Linked DNA regions of Homo sapiens: region 2 is linked to region 1. The links are chromatin contacts, found by Hi-C or POLR2A ChIA-PET in ENCODE. All regions are on one chromosome and are shown on one strand. The core of a region is the stretch at or near the end of the contact, and the rest is flanking DNA. Distances in the headings are between cores, read along the strand shown.

Region 1 (7,212 bases), core at 1,310-3,809:
TCATGTTTTTTTTTTTTTTAATATCTGGCATGTATTTCCATATAGCAGCGTACAGCACAGAAACTCTCAAATACCCTTTCATTCAGCAAACACACACACTAGTGCCTGTTCTGTGCCAGGCACACAGGAGGCCTTGGGAAGACAAAGATGAATGAGATACAGCCTCTGTTTTCGTTGGTGACACAACTGAAGTATAGCTGTCATGGAGGAGGAGTTACAGCCAACACAGAAAAATTATTTCATTTTATGCTTCTCCATAAGACCTCTTCTAATGTGCTTGAATCTACTGTCCAACAGAGAAGAGGACCTGGACACTTCCCTCCACCACCACCCCCCGCCCTTCTCCTGAAGACCTGAAATTGAATCTCAGTTCTGCCACTTACTGGCTGTGGGATCTTGAGTTCCTACTTGAGTTTTCAGCTTTCTCATCTGTAAAATGGGAATCCAAACTGTACTTACGTCACAAGGCTGTTGGGAGAATTCAATGACATAATGCACGAAAATATTTTCTCAACATATGAAGCCCTGCATCTCCTTAGTCATTCATTACATTTGTCTGCTCACAGTTCTCTGGCTTGGCAAGTGTCATCAAGCAAATGAGACGTCAAGCCATCCTACTGTGTTTGTTAGTTCCATCTGCTGCTGTCCCCTCCTGTAAAACGTGGACATTTTAAAAGACAGCGGGGAGGGCCTCCTGGAGACAATGTATGTGAGCCTCCCTCCTAGAATGGCAGTGAGAGAAAGTTCTCCTAGACAGGTATGATATCACTGCATTTTAAAGATCTTACCGAGCCAGTGGTCCCCTGCCCCGTGGGAGGAGAGTGTGGCTTCACTCTTGGCCCCAAGGTCACTAAAACCTAGACTGTGCTATCACCCCCCTGACCCGTGTGTCTCACCTTGGGCAGGTCTGTGGCCCCACGGATCCGTTGCGCCACCTTCTCTCCATCGGGGTGGATCTTGGCCACGTGTTTCCACATCCTTTCCCAGGTGGCCTCATCCACAGGTAGCCCACCCCGGTTGACAAAGAAGGGGACGCCTCCGTCTCGCAGGTCCTCTTCCCCTTCCTCTTCTGGCTCCTCATCTCTCTGGGCTGAGGTTCCTTCGCTGGTCTCCAAACGCCTGACCCCAGAGGGGGCGGTGGCCGCAGCGGACGTTGGAGTGGCACCGCTGCTGCCACCCCCAGCCACCTTCTTCCCCCCTGGCATCCCTAAATCTTCGAGGGGGGTGGTGGAGGCGGGAAAACAACTGGCTCACAAGAGGCCTCCCACACACCGGCTGCAGAGATAACACATGGCCAGAGTGCAAGGCGCCTTTAAGAAATCAGGGCGTGGCTCCTGTACAATAAAATACGACTTGATAAAAAAAATCAGTGCAATAAGGTGAATTAGGGTCCGAGGGGGTGGGTTGTCTGGGGTCAGCCTTGGAGGCCTTGTTCTGTTTGAAAAACGGAATAAAGAGAACACACCCCAACTTGGCAGCCGTCACAAAGCACCCCCATCTAACTGCGAGAACAATGACGGGCAGCAGTGAGGGCTGGCAGAGCGGAGAAAAGTCGGAGGGAAACTGAGGCCAGACAGCTCGGACCAGCGGCTGCAGAAAGGACAGAGTCAAGGCACGGGTGCCCACTGGGCGCCCTGGGTCTCAGTTTCGGAGGGAACAAAATCCCCTACACAACTCTCGCACGCTCACATCTGCGCGCGCCCCAAGGAAGACCGAGGCGACTCCCGGCCGCGCGAGCTCGGAACCAAGACCCCCGGGCGGGAGAGCGGCGCTGGGGGGCGATTTCTCCGACGCGACGAGACAAGTCCGGGAGCCAAGACTCGCAGCTGGCCGGGAGCGGGGAGGGGGCGCGCGCCGACGCGCACATTCCCCGCCTGCGGCCAACTCCCTGCACAAAGTGGGCTTTGTCTGGGTCCCCTGTCCCCTCGTCCCCAGAAACAGCGGCGGAGTCCCCAGAAAGGGAGCGGGCGCGGCGGGGAGGCGAAGGCTGCGAGCCCCGAGGCCCAGCGGGTCCCCACTCGGGCGCGTCTCAGCGGGAGGACGGCTGGCACCTGGCGCCGCGCTGCACCAGCCGAGCCATCGCAGGGCACGGGGCCCGCGGCTCAGCGGGACCGGCTCGGGCGGCGCGCAGGGGCCAGGCTGAGGTCACTGAGCGGCGGGCTGCGGCCGCGGGGTCGCTGCCTGGGACTGGCTGCAGCATGGGCGGTGGCGCGGCCCGGGCGGGCGGAGGATGCTCCGTGGCTGTTCGCTCGGGCTGCAGCTGCCCTGGCTGAGGGTGGAGGAAGGACCGCGGGGCGGGGACCGCAAGCCCGGAGGCTCGCGCAGCCTCGGCCGGCGGATGTAGCTGGAGGCGAGTGACGAAGCCGGGCGAGCGCGCGCTGCGCTGGTGCCTGGGGAGCAGCCCGCCAACGCGGAGCCCGCCAACGAGAAGCCCACCAGCCGATCGCTGCTCGGCGAAGCTGGGGCCGCCGCTGCTGCAGCCCCGCCGCCCCTGGGCCCCGCTGCCGCCGACCACGTCCCCTGCCAGCCAGCCGCCCACCAGGCTCGACTACGGCCCGCGCCGCGCATGCGCTCCGTCCCCCCCTTAAAGGGCCAGCGCCTTCGCGCCCAGTCCTCCGCCCCCCGCGGCGGTGCCTCTGTCCCAAGTTACCCCAAGGACGCCGGTGGGCATTCGCTCCCTCCTCACCCAGCTGTCAGGGCGCCGCGAAGCCGGTGCGAAGCTGCGGAGGACGTTTTCAACGTGCCAGAGGGAGCGCAAACTCCATGGAGATTCCTAGCGCAGAAGGAATTCCTGCGGTCGGGAATTTCTTGAAAAAGATTCTTCGCAGGGGCCCTGAGCCGGTAGGACCGAGAGCACTGGCCTGGAAGACTGGGATTCTAGACCGGATTCAGTGCCTGTGTTGCTTTGGGACGTTCAGCAGTTCCCTTCCCTCTGTAGGCCTCAGTTTCCCCATATCCCAGCCGAGGTGGTCACAGTGAGTGAGCGCAGAGTCCCTCCCAGCGCGCACAGTTCTTAGAGGAGGACATCTAGGGATTGAGACGGGGGGTCACTATCTCTGGAAACGAAAAGGGTTAAAAGTCACCCTGTTTTATTCGATTGCCTGCACTGGTGGGAATGGGGTGCGCAGAGCTCACCCCTAGACCATCTGCCTAGACCGGGCTTTGGACGCTCTGGACCCCGCGGACCAGGGTGGGACCGCGACGTGGGCGTGGGAGGCAATGCTTGGGGAGGGTCCGCTGGCCTAGAGGAAGGTGAAAGTACAACCAGCTGTGGTGCGTGGTTGGACACTGGACGCACCCTCCGCCTCCCTCATGCCATAGAGTTGTAAATGGTGGGAAAGGCACTATCTCTAGGCTGAAGCCAAGAACTTTAGGAAGAGACGGCCGAGTGTGTGCTTTAAGATGCTCCCCCTCTCCCCTGCCTGTAGTTAGCATGAATCACAGTCTTGTGGGAGAATGCAGATTCCTTGGCCTTAGCCGGCAGATTCAGATTCCTTAGTTGTGGGGTCGTTGCATTTCTTGACAAGCTGAGGTTACTACACAAGGGCTGGGTTAAAGGCCTTAGAGAGACCCCAGGGCCTCAGTGGTTTCACATCTGTTCTCTAAAGCTGTCCCTAGTATCTGAACTTTCTGGGTACCCTGTGCTCCCGTAGCAACCTCTTACTACCTCCAGGGTCAGAAACCAAGGGTTATCAGTGATGGGAAGGATTGCAAGACTCCAAGAAAGTTAGTTCAGCCTGGATCTTCTTAAACTCACTAAGGCAAGAAGACTCCAAGCGTAGAAAAATCACTAGGGATCAACAACTATCACCCTGTATTGTATAAACCAAGTCTCAGAGGGTAATTTCCCCAAACTCACACAGCTAGTAAGTGGCAGAGCTAGAATGTGAACAGAAGTCTTACTTCTTCAGACACTTGTTTTTCACTCTATACATTGCTTCTTGTGTTAGCCAAGTGGTGCTGGTTTTAAAATTGGCTTGCAAGCTCTTGACCATTCTTTTCAAAAGATGGGATCTAATTCCTTTCCCCCTGAATGTGGGATGTACTTGGTGACTGGTGTCTAATGAATAAAGTGTGATGAAAGTGAAGCTGTATGACTCTTAAGACCAGGCCATAAAAAGGAGACAGCTTCTTCTTGGTTCCTCAGAAGAAACCAGCTACCATGTTGTGAAGAAGCCCAAGCCACATGGTGAGGCCACATGAGGGTGTTCTCGCTGACAGCTGCTGCTGGGCTCTCAGCCAACAGCCAGAGTCAATCACCAGATCATGGCAAACCGAGACTTCAGGTCTTGCCAGCCCTCGGCCTTTAAGTCTTAGAGTTGAGGTCCCAGACATGGAGCAGAGAACAACCAGCCCTGCTGTGCCCTGTCTGACTTTCTGTCCCACAGAAATTGAGAGAGGATAAGTGACTATTCTCGTTTTAAGCTGCTAAGTTTTGGACTAACTTGTTACGCAGCATGAGATAATACCATGTGTTTTCTGAAATGACAAATAAAATAGATGTAGGGTATTCATTCAAAGAGTAAGTACTCATAGAACATCTTCTATGTGTTTGACTCTGTACTGGGCACTGGAGAAGCAGTAGTGAACAAGAGGGACATGGCCTTTGCTCTAGTTGGACTTATGGCCTACTAGTGGAGGAGATAGTTAAGCATGATTTCCATAAGGTGCTCTGCCAGAGGGTTATTCAGGAAGCTGTGGGAGTGCATACCCAGAGCAACTTCCCAATCAGGTGAGGAGCTGGGAAAAGAAGAAATGAGTTGGGTACAAGGTCAGCATGGACTAGGCTAGAGAATTTTCTGGCATGTGTGCATAGAAGTGGAAGAGGGTATGTGTCAGGCAAGGGGGCTTGCAAATAGATTAGAAAATGGTGAAACTGGAAAGAGATGTGTATAACCCAGTCTTATCTAAGCCAAAAGCCCAGAGAGAACAAGTGACTTAACCTGGTATGGCACAACTTTTGAATTGGTCTCAGATCCTGGGTCCTTCATCAAGCCCTCCCATGACTCCCCACACCTATGCCTTGGGAACAACTCCTCCAACAGACACTTGGGTAACTCCTTATTTGGCTCAAAGCTTTCGTGACCGTTATTTTTCTTTTTTTTCTTTTTTTTTTTTTTCCCCTGAGACAGAGTCTCGGTCTGTCACCCAGGCTGGAGTGCAGTGGCTCGATCTCTGCTCACTGCAGCCTCTGCCTCCCAGGTTCAAGTGATTCTCTGCCTCAGTTTCCTGAGTAGCTGGAATTATAGGTGCCTGCCACCATGTCTGTCTAATTTTTGTATTTTTAGTAGAGATGGGGTTTCACCATGTTGGCCAGGCTGGTCTCCAACTCCTGACCTCAAGTGATCTGTCTGCTTCGGCCTCCCAAATTGCTGGGCTTACAGGCGTGAGCCACCGCGCCCGGCCCTCATGACAATTATTCCTTTTGCTGTCTTCACAAAAACCGTGGAAGAGTTAGGATGAGTATGATTTCCATTTTACAGATGAAGAAAGGATGCATAAGAGAAGCTAGGCAAATTACATACCTAGTACAGGAGCAGGCACATCTGAGCTGCTGGGTACAAGTCACTTTCATGATGACAAGGATGACGATAATGACGCCTAACTCATATCATGTGTCACATTTGTTATCGTCACACTCTGGACTAATGGTCTGCAAATGAACGCATGTTGTCTTAGGGCATCAACACTCATATTAATCTGCTCTGACACATTTTCTATTCTTGTGACACAGAAGCTAGAGTGAAATTTCCAGAGAGAAGAGTCTGTTGACTTAGCTTGGATCCTTGGCTAGAGGAGGATGGGGCAATTTCATTAGCCAAGACTACAGGTGGTTGGGGGAGAAGGACTGCCCTAAAGGTAAATGGGGTGCTGTTAGTAAAAGAGGGGCATGGAGGCACACAGGTATAGATGTGTTTATAAAAGGTAGATGTTCTGACTCAACTTTTTGCTGTTTTCATGTTCATAATTTATGAGGTAAAAGAAGAAAAGAAAAGGAGTTTAATCCCAAGAAAGAATCACAGAGCAGAACTGTCCAATAGAAATTTCTGCAATGGGCCAGGCGCAGTGGCTCATGCCTGTAATCCCAGCACTTTGGGAGGCTGAGGGGGGTGAATCACGAGGTCAGGAGTTCAAGACCAGCCTGGCCAATATGGCAAAATCCTGTCTGTACTAAAAACTACAAAAAAATAGCTGGGCGCAGTGGCAAGCACCTGTAATCCCAGCTACTGGGGAGGCTGAGGCAGGAGAATTGCTTGAACTCAAGTGGCAGGGGTTGCAGTGAGCCGAGATTGCATCACTGCACCACAGCCTAGGTGATAGGGTGAGACTCCATCTCAAAAAAAAAAAGAAAAGAAATTTCTGCAATGGTAGCCAGAAGTTCAGTATGGTAGCCAGAAGTCATATGTGTCTATTTAAATTTGAATTTAATTAACATTAAATAGAATTAAAAGTTCAGTTTCTCCAATCACGCTAGCCATATTTCAAGTACTCAGTAGCCATTATGGCTCATAGATACTGTAATGAATAGTACAGATTATAGAACATGTCCATCACTGCAGAAATTTCTTTTCTTTTTCTTTTCTTTTTTTTTTTTTTTGAGATGGAGTCTCACCCTGTCGCCTAGGCTGTGGTGCAGTGATGCAATCTCGGCTCACTGCAACCCCTGCCGCTTGAGTTCAAGCAATTCTCCTGCCTCAGCCTCCCCAGTAGCTGGGATTACAGGCGCTTGCCACTGTGCCCAGCTAATTTTTTGTAATTTTTAGTACAGACAGGATTTTACCATATTGGCCAGGCTGGTCTTGAACTCCTGACCTCGTGATTCACCCCCCTCAACCTCCCAAAGTGCTGGGATTACAGGCGTGAGCCACTGCGCCTGGCCCATTGCAGAAATTTCTATTGGACAGCTCTGCTCTGTGATTCTTTCTTGGGATTAAACTCCTTTTCTTTTCTTCTTTTACCTCATAAATTATGAACATGAAAACAGCAAAAAGTTGAGTCAGAATCTTCATTCATTTACTCAATAAACATATACTAAATATCTACTCTGAATCATACATGGTTGTAGGCACCAGGGATACCTGGCGAGGATCTTGGAGCACTTCTGGTCCAGTGGAGCTTACATTAGGATCACCCCAGGGGCTCTTAAAATTCTTGATCCTCAGTCTGCACCCTGCAGAAATCCTGATGAAACTGGTTTGGAGTGGGGCTTGG
Region 2 (7,212 bases), core at 2,127-4,626, 100 kb before region 1:
GAGAACGGGGATCGTCGCGGGGCCTGGGCTGACCTGAAGTTCACCATGCCTGTCTTCTCATCGAGCTTCTTTATCACCTCCCTGACCTGGTACTGGTTCAGGGGGACCTTGTTTTGCTGAGGAGGTGGATGGAACATGTGCAGTTAATAGAACTCTGTTCACCCCTCCCTAGGCACACCCCCCCAAACACACTACCCCCCCAACACACACACCCCACCCCCCCAACACACACCCCCACACACACTACCACACACACACACACCCCACCCCCCAACACACACACTCCCCCACACACACTACCACACACCCCACCCCCAACACACACACCCCCCCACACTACCACACACACACCCCATCCCCCCAACACACACCCCCCACACACACACACCCCACCCCCCAACACACCCACACACCCCACACACTACCACATGCACACACACACCCCACCCCCAACACACACCCCCCCACACTACCACACACACACCCCACCCCCCCAACACACACACACACACACACACACACCCCACACACCTACCACCCCCCCCAACACACACACCCCACACAATGCCTCACTCTTGGGACCATGGAGGGCATCTGATTGAGAGCTCAGGGGAAACTGATTCCACAGCATGGAGGGGCTGGAAAAAGCTCCCTGCCCATGGGTCATTGTCCAGACTCCAAAGGGCCTCCCCTTTTTGGGGGCAATAAGGCAGGAGGAGATCAGAGTCAGGTGGAGCGAGTGACCGGGGGAGGGAACAGGACTCTCCTTTGCATCCTGTGAAGTTCATTCTCACTTCCTGCTGCTGAGTCCTGGCCAGCCTCTTCACCCCCGGCCTGGGCACCGGGCACCGACTGCCTTATCCGTCCCTGCCTGGGCCCCGGGAACTTCTCCTCTGGAGTCCTATTCCTGCAGGGCCCAAGTCTCTCCTGGGACGCTCTGATGATAGACCCCTTCAAGTATGCATTACAGGGGGCTTTCAGTACCTTTATTACATGGGGAGCGAGAGGAATGTGAGATTTCAGGAAAATGATTCCTAAGGTGGAAATGTTGGGACTTTGGGATGTGGTCTCCTCTCTCACTCCCTTTGTTATCTGCCCAGTAGTGAAATGCAATGGGGAGAAAAACCTCAAGATAGAACATGTGTCTCTGAGTGGCATCTCGGGTCACTGGTGGCATCAAGCCACAGCACAGGAATGACTTCAGCAGGGGTTGAGGGAGGTCTTAGGTTCCCCTCTGGGTCTAGATAAATGAGGGGAGTGTCCCATAGCCTGTCCCAGGAAGCTCTAGGAAGTGCTCACAAGCTCTTTTGCTCCTTCTCCTCCTCTCCCCTCTCTCTGACACACAAACTCACACTCACACTCACACACAGCCTGTTGCCACTAGGACCCAGCACACCTCTATCATCACTTTCTGGAACTCATCCACAGACATCTTCATTGTCCCAGTGGGGTTCAAGCTCTTGAAGAAGTCCACGATCGTGATTTTGTGTTGGTCTGCATAGCTCTGAGAGAAGCAGGAGAGACCAGGAGCAAACACTTGGTCTTGTAACAACGATCGCAGGTCCCCCTTCCCTCCCACAAAAGAGCGGCCCATGCTTCCAGGCCTAACAAGGCTAAAAAGGGCAGAAGGCCAAGGTGAGGAGCCTGCGTCTCCCGGGTGTTGGGTGTCCCCTAAGACCAAGAGCCGAGTGCAGACCCACCAGGCATGGCAAAGGTGCATGCCGGGATGATTCCTGTGTGCTCGCCATGCTTCTAGGAGCCCCTTGGCACTGCACAGACGCTCCCTCCATTCCAAAGTTGGAAGGACTGAAGTCAAGGCTGTTCAGGCACCGCAGTGCCACGAGGATGGGACAGTGATCATTATCTACAAACGCAATCTGTTAACACTGGTATAGATGGTGTGCTGTGGATGGCGCGCGGATGTTCAGAGATCAAAAGGTTAAATCACAGCTGTATAATGTGACAGTTTGGCTCTACGAATTCCTAGGATTCTCACAGTTTCACCTCAATGCTCATATGGAAACATACTTTGTTAGAATATTTTTAAAAGGATATTTCATTTTTTTCATTTAAAAAATATAGTCATCCCTTGATATGTGCAAGGGATTGGTTCCAGGACCCCCTCAGATACCAAAATCCACCAATATGAAAAGGCAGGCCCTCCATATCCGTGGGTTTCTCATTCCTCAAATACTGTATTTTGGATCCACATTTGCATATGCAGAACCCACAGGTACGAAGGGCTGACTGTATTTATTGAAAAAAATCCAAATACATAAAAGTGGATGAAATGGCACAGTTCAAACCTGTGTTGTTCAAGGATCAAGTGTATTATTACTCACGTTGCAAGGCAATTTTAGATTAGCAGGAGAAAATTTTAAAAATCACCCATAAATCCAATACCACCACACAGAGGTAACATCTTGGTGTGGACCCTTTTATCTTTTTAACTATCTATCTGACATCAATCTGTCTAACTTCTATCTATCTGTATAACATTTATCTATCTAATCTCTCATCTTTCTACTAAACCTATTGTTTTACAGAACCCACTGTTCACATATGAACACCTTTTCAATGTCATTATAATATTCTTTTCCTCTCTTTTTTTTTATTTTGAAACAGAGTCTCGCTCTGTCGCCTAGGCTAGAGTTCAGTGGCTCGATCTCGGCTCACTGCAACCTCTGCCTCCCAGGTTCAAGCAATTCTCCTGCCTCAGCCTCCCGGGTAGCTGGGATTACAGGCATGCGCCATCATGCACAGCCTATTTTTGTATTTTTAGTAGAGATGGGGTTTCACCATGTTGGTCAGGCTGGTCTTGAACTTCTGACCTCAAGTGATCCTTCCACCCCAGCCTCCCAAAGTGCTGGGATTACAGGCATGAGCTACTGCATCCGGCCTTACAATATTACAATATTCTTTTTGGTCCTTTTTAAGTATTTTTTTTTCTCTTCCCCGCACCCGGCCTTACGATATTACAGTATTCTTTTGGGTCCTTTTTAAGTACTTTTTTTCTCTTCTCCCCCGCCACCCCCCTTCCCCCCGCCACCCCCCCCCCCCCTTCCTCTCACTCTCAGAAACTCCCAGACAGCGTCCTACTGTATCGATAGCTATTTCTGGCAACGTCCTTCTCACGAAGCATTTCCTCAGGGTTCAGCCCTGGGGCCCTTGCTCTTTGTTCCCCACACTTCCCTTTCTGGAGTGCACGGCCTCCCACCCTTCCGGAGTGCCTCCCAAAGCTACATTTCCAGTTCTCCATCCTCCACAGCTGCTGGACACCCCACCGGCACTTCAATCAACACATCCAAAGTGCACCTCGTGCTCTGAAGCAGCACACTGCTGCTGAGCGCTATGGCAGATGCCATGGGTGAGCCCTCGGCACCCACTGCTGTTTCTTCACAGCAGGCTTCTCATCCATGCAGAGCCTGGAAAGCTGAAAGCGACATTCCCCAAGTCCCCTTGCAGCTGGGGGTCAGAATGGATGGCCTTTGCCAAGCACCTGCCTGAGATGTAAGTGTGAGGCTTGTGTCTGATTTGAGAGAGGCAGGTGGTGGGCAGCGGCTGTGGTTGCTTCATGACTGAGCGGGGCATTCCGCAATCATGCAGCTTCTTGATTATAGCAGAAGCAGCAACTCTTGGCAACTCAGTTGGGGTGCTTTGAGAGCCATTTCTGGAATCTAACAAGAGTCTGTTTGTTCAGCCCTCCTGACATTTCTTTGATCTCTCTCCTGTAATAAACCCCCGTGTGCTTAGCCTAGTTGGAGTAAATTCTGTGGCCAGCAACTAAGAACCTTGCCCAGCTACTTTGGTAGGTGCTACTACTAAGACCCCACACAGCCCTGCCCTGGAGGAGTTCACAGGTTGCAATGCAAGGGTGAAGCCAAGGGCTTCGGGAACACGAAGGGCGTTCGCTCTTGACCAGGGAATCCAAGAAGGGTTTCCCCAGGAAGTGACATTGTGTAGAGACCTGAGAACGGGTAGGAATGAGCGAGACCCAGAGGGCAAGAAGAAAAGTGTTCCAGGTGGAAGGACCTGCCCTGACCGTACACAGGCCTGCAGTGAAGGGAGAGCTGATGCAAAGAGGATCCGGAAGCAATCCAGTGGGGCTAGAACGTGGAGAGACAGTAAGGGCCAGGTGGCAGGCACTTTCCCCATCTGCACTTCCCTGCCTCTGGCAATCTTTCCTTCAGTCCCTTGGCCTTGAAATCTTGGGTTATCTTTGGGTTTCTTTTATCATCACAGGCCTTCCTATCCCAACACACACACACACACACACACACACACACTCACATGCATGCAATACACACCCCCACATATCCAACCATTCGCCAAGTCCTAGAGATGTTTCCATAATGATAGCTCTTACATCTGCCCTTCAATTCCATTGTTATTCTCAGCCAAGCCATCATTCCACATCTAGAGTGCTACAATAGTGTGCTTGTTTGGTTTCCTACTCTTTTTTCTTACCCTCTTCAATTCACTCCCCATTGCCAGAACTCCTCAATCCTGCTGGATTCGCATCACATCCACTGCCCAGCAGCTCTCACCGGCCCCCTGTTCCCGATGGAATCAAACTCGAACTCAGAGCCTAAAATCTGAGGGCTGCCACTTGCAGCCCAGCCTCCCTTGCCAGCTTTGCCTCTTGGGCTCCTCTATGAACCTGGAGTCATGTGTTAGTGTCCCCTGAACATGCTGTGTGCGGTTCCACCTCAGCACCTTTGCTGGCAGGAGCCTCTCGCCGGAACACCCTCCCACTCTCTGTGGCTCACCTCAATCTTTGACATTCTTCAAGGCCCTTACCCACTCCCATCTCTTCCAAGAAGTCATCCTTTTCTGGTTGCCGAATCCTACGTTGATCTCTTATTTGGATTCTGACTACATTTTCTGCCTCTGTCACTTATTTATTATTTATCACATGACACTTTTTTTTTTTTTGAGACAGAGTCTCGCTCTGTTGCCCAGGCTGGAGTGCAGTGGCATAATCTCAGCTCGCTGCAGCCTCCGCCTCCTGGGTTCAAGCGTCGAGCGATTCTTGTGCCTCAGTTTCCCAAGTAGCTGGGATTATAGGCATCTGCCACCACGCTCGGCTAATTTTTGTATTTTTAGAAGAGATGGGGTTTTGCCATGTTGGCCAGGCTGGTCTCAAACTTCTGACCTCAAGTGATCCACCCGCTTTGGCCTCCCGAATTGCTGGGATTACAGGCATAGCCACCGTGCCTGGCCATATGAAACTTTCTATGTTCTGTGGGTCGTCACTGTAGCCATCCCATCTTTCCAATGAGATTGTTGATCCCCTGAGGGGAAGGGCTATGTTGGACTCTGCATGTTTGGTCTCCAAGATTCTTTTTCTGTGTGTCTTTAAAACAAGAGGTGGGGTCCCCACTTTGCATCAGACAGCTCCATTCCTGTTCACTGGAGCACCCTGCTCCCCTTGCAAAACAGGTTTGCCTTGGTTCCATCTGAAGTCATCTTACCTGTACAAATACTGGACACCGCTTTGTCTTCTAGAATTTTTCACATAACAATTTTCATGTGGGAGCTCTTTTATTTAGTTCTAGAAACTGAGGCACAGAGCAGACCCACTGGGGGCAGGAAGCAGCCCGGGGACACACCCTGCAGAACGTGCATTGGCAGAGCAGCATCCCCACGCCTGCTCCCCAGGTAGTAACCGCTCTGCGGCCAGCAGCAGGCTCCTTGCCCCCACTGCAGGGTGAGAGGCCCGCTGTGGAAACACCAAAGCAGGGTCTGAGCACTGTTCTGCAAGACAATGGGACTAGAGGAGCAATAACATCCCTTTCGGCGCTACTATTCTCTGATTTTGTATTTCCACTGTTACATCTGCCTCCTGTGATTGCCAGAGCTAATCTAAGAAAAGATGAGTTGGGGGCAAGTTATCATTAGAAACAAAGGACTCGAGTGTTTCTCTTTGGCTGAACCCGCCAAATAGCCATCCTGACCACAAGGATGTCTTGACATCCTTACCAGCTGTTGGAAAGAACAGCTTTACCTCTGCCTCCTGTGATTGCCAGAGATAATCTAAGAAAACATGAGTCGGGGGCAAGTTACCATTAGAAACAAAGGACTGAAGTGTCTCTCTTTGGCTGGAGCTGCCAAATAGCCATCCTGACCGCAGGGATGTCTTGATATCCTTACCAGCAGTTGGAAAGAAACTATGTCTATAATAAGCAGGTGCTTGTTCTATACCAGGCATCCTTCTAAGCACTTCATGCATTTGACATAATTTGATTTTCCAAGCAATCCTACTGGGTGGCTACTGTTGTGTCCATTCTGCAGGTGAAGAGACTGTGACCCAGAGAGCTTTAGTAACTTGCCCTTGGTCATACGCTAGCAGGTGGAGGAGTCCGGGTGGGATAATCCATTCTGTCCACCTGCCCCCTTCAGCTAGATCTCAGCCCTTCCCTTCCTCTGGAGATCAGGAAGCACTGCTGAGGGATCTGGTAGCCACGGAGAATATTCATTCCATGTCTGCTGTCCAAGGGACTGAGACATTCCTTATCAGAGAGGGTTGTACAGACACTGTGGGGAGGGAGAAGTCTGGAAACTGATTTGGAGCCATTGGCCAGCTTTCCCCAGGGCTCCCTGGAGGCCCTGAGAGGAAGGCAGGAGCTCACCTGGATCAGTTTCATGGGGTTTGTCAACAAGAAGATGGTTTTCTTGGGAGAGAGGCCTTGTACTGCCTTGAATACCACGTCCAGCTGCGGGTGAACGGCATACACTCCGTCCAACGTTTTCATGAACTGCTCGGACACCAGCACGTTCTGTGACAGGGAGAGAGGGGACCCATGATGATGAGGGCACTGCCATCGTGCCTGCCCAACCAGTGCACCCTACCCCTTCCACCCAAGCCAAAGTCAGGAAGTTTTGTCTCTTCCAGTTTGTTCTCAGTGCTGCTCCTGGACTGGGATAGTTCGGGTATTTTAGAGCTTGTAAATTGACTTGTAAGTTTCCTGGGTAATTTTGATGGGATGTTTTTGTTGAGTGCTGGTGGCTTGTCACCTGCTGCCAGTTCAGCTCCACTCTCAAATGGCATCTGCATCTGACAGATGATTTACAGCTTTGGAGTGGCAAGATAGTCCTTAAACAAAGCCCTGAAATGTCCATGTCTGCGTGAGTGTTGTTTGTCAGAGAAAGTGCCCTGGAAGAGGATCCCTGATTCCAATAAGTGACCAGGGACAAAATGGAAACTTCCCC

Evidence for each region. A loop is a pair of places that touch in the nucleus more often than their neighbours do. ChIA-PET counts read pairs that join two places held with the same protein, here RNA polymerase II (POLR2A). Pooled maps may share reads with other maps.
Region 2: a loop to region 1 is called in a pooled map, with 3 times the contacts of the local background. The contact joins the enhancer-like site here to the promoter of VASH1 in region 1. A Hi-C loop is called at or near these places in 2 of 50 pooled maps. POLR2A ChIA-PET finds 5 or more read pairs at or near these places in 5 of 52 experiments (CD8-positive, alpha-beta T cell, GM12878, H1 and 2 more).

Annotation. Positions count from the first base shown.
Region 1 is chr14:76,756,815-76,764,026 of GRCh38, reverse strand. It overlaps VASH1 (vasohibin 1), which reads right to left and starts at 2,559. Exons shown (of 7, transcript NM_014909.5): 1 at 897-2,559. The coding sequence starts at 1,205. RefSeq lists silencers at 2,033-2,302, 2,403-2,592.
Region 2 is chr14:76,860,260-76,867,471 of GRCh38, reverse strand. LRRC74A (leucine rich repeat containing 74A) reads right to left here. Exons shown (of 14, transcript NM_001385106.1): 11 at 6,633-6,779; 12 at 1,397-1,504; 13 at 34-116. Among named protein-coding and RNA genes, the nearest start is that of LRRC74A, 37 kb to the right of the region's middle. Within about 2 kb of position 3,376, at least 17 of the 41 ENCODE cell types and tissues checked have a DNase peak (open chromatin) inside an H3K27ac peak, as active enhancers do.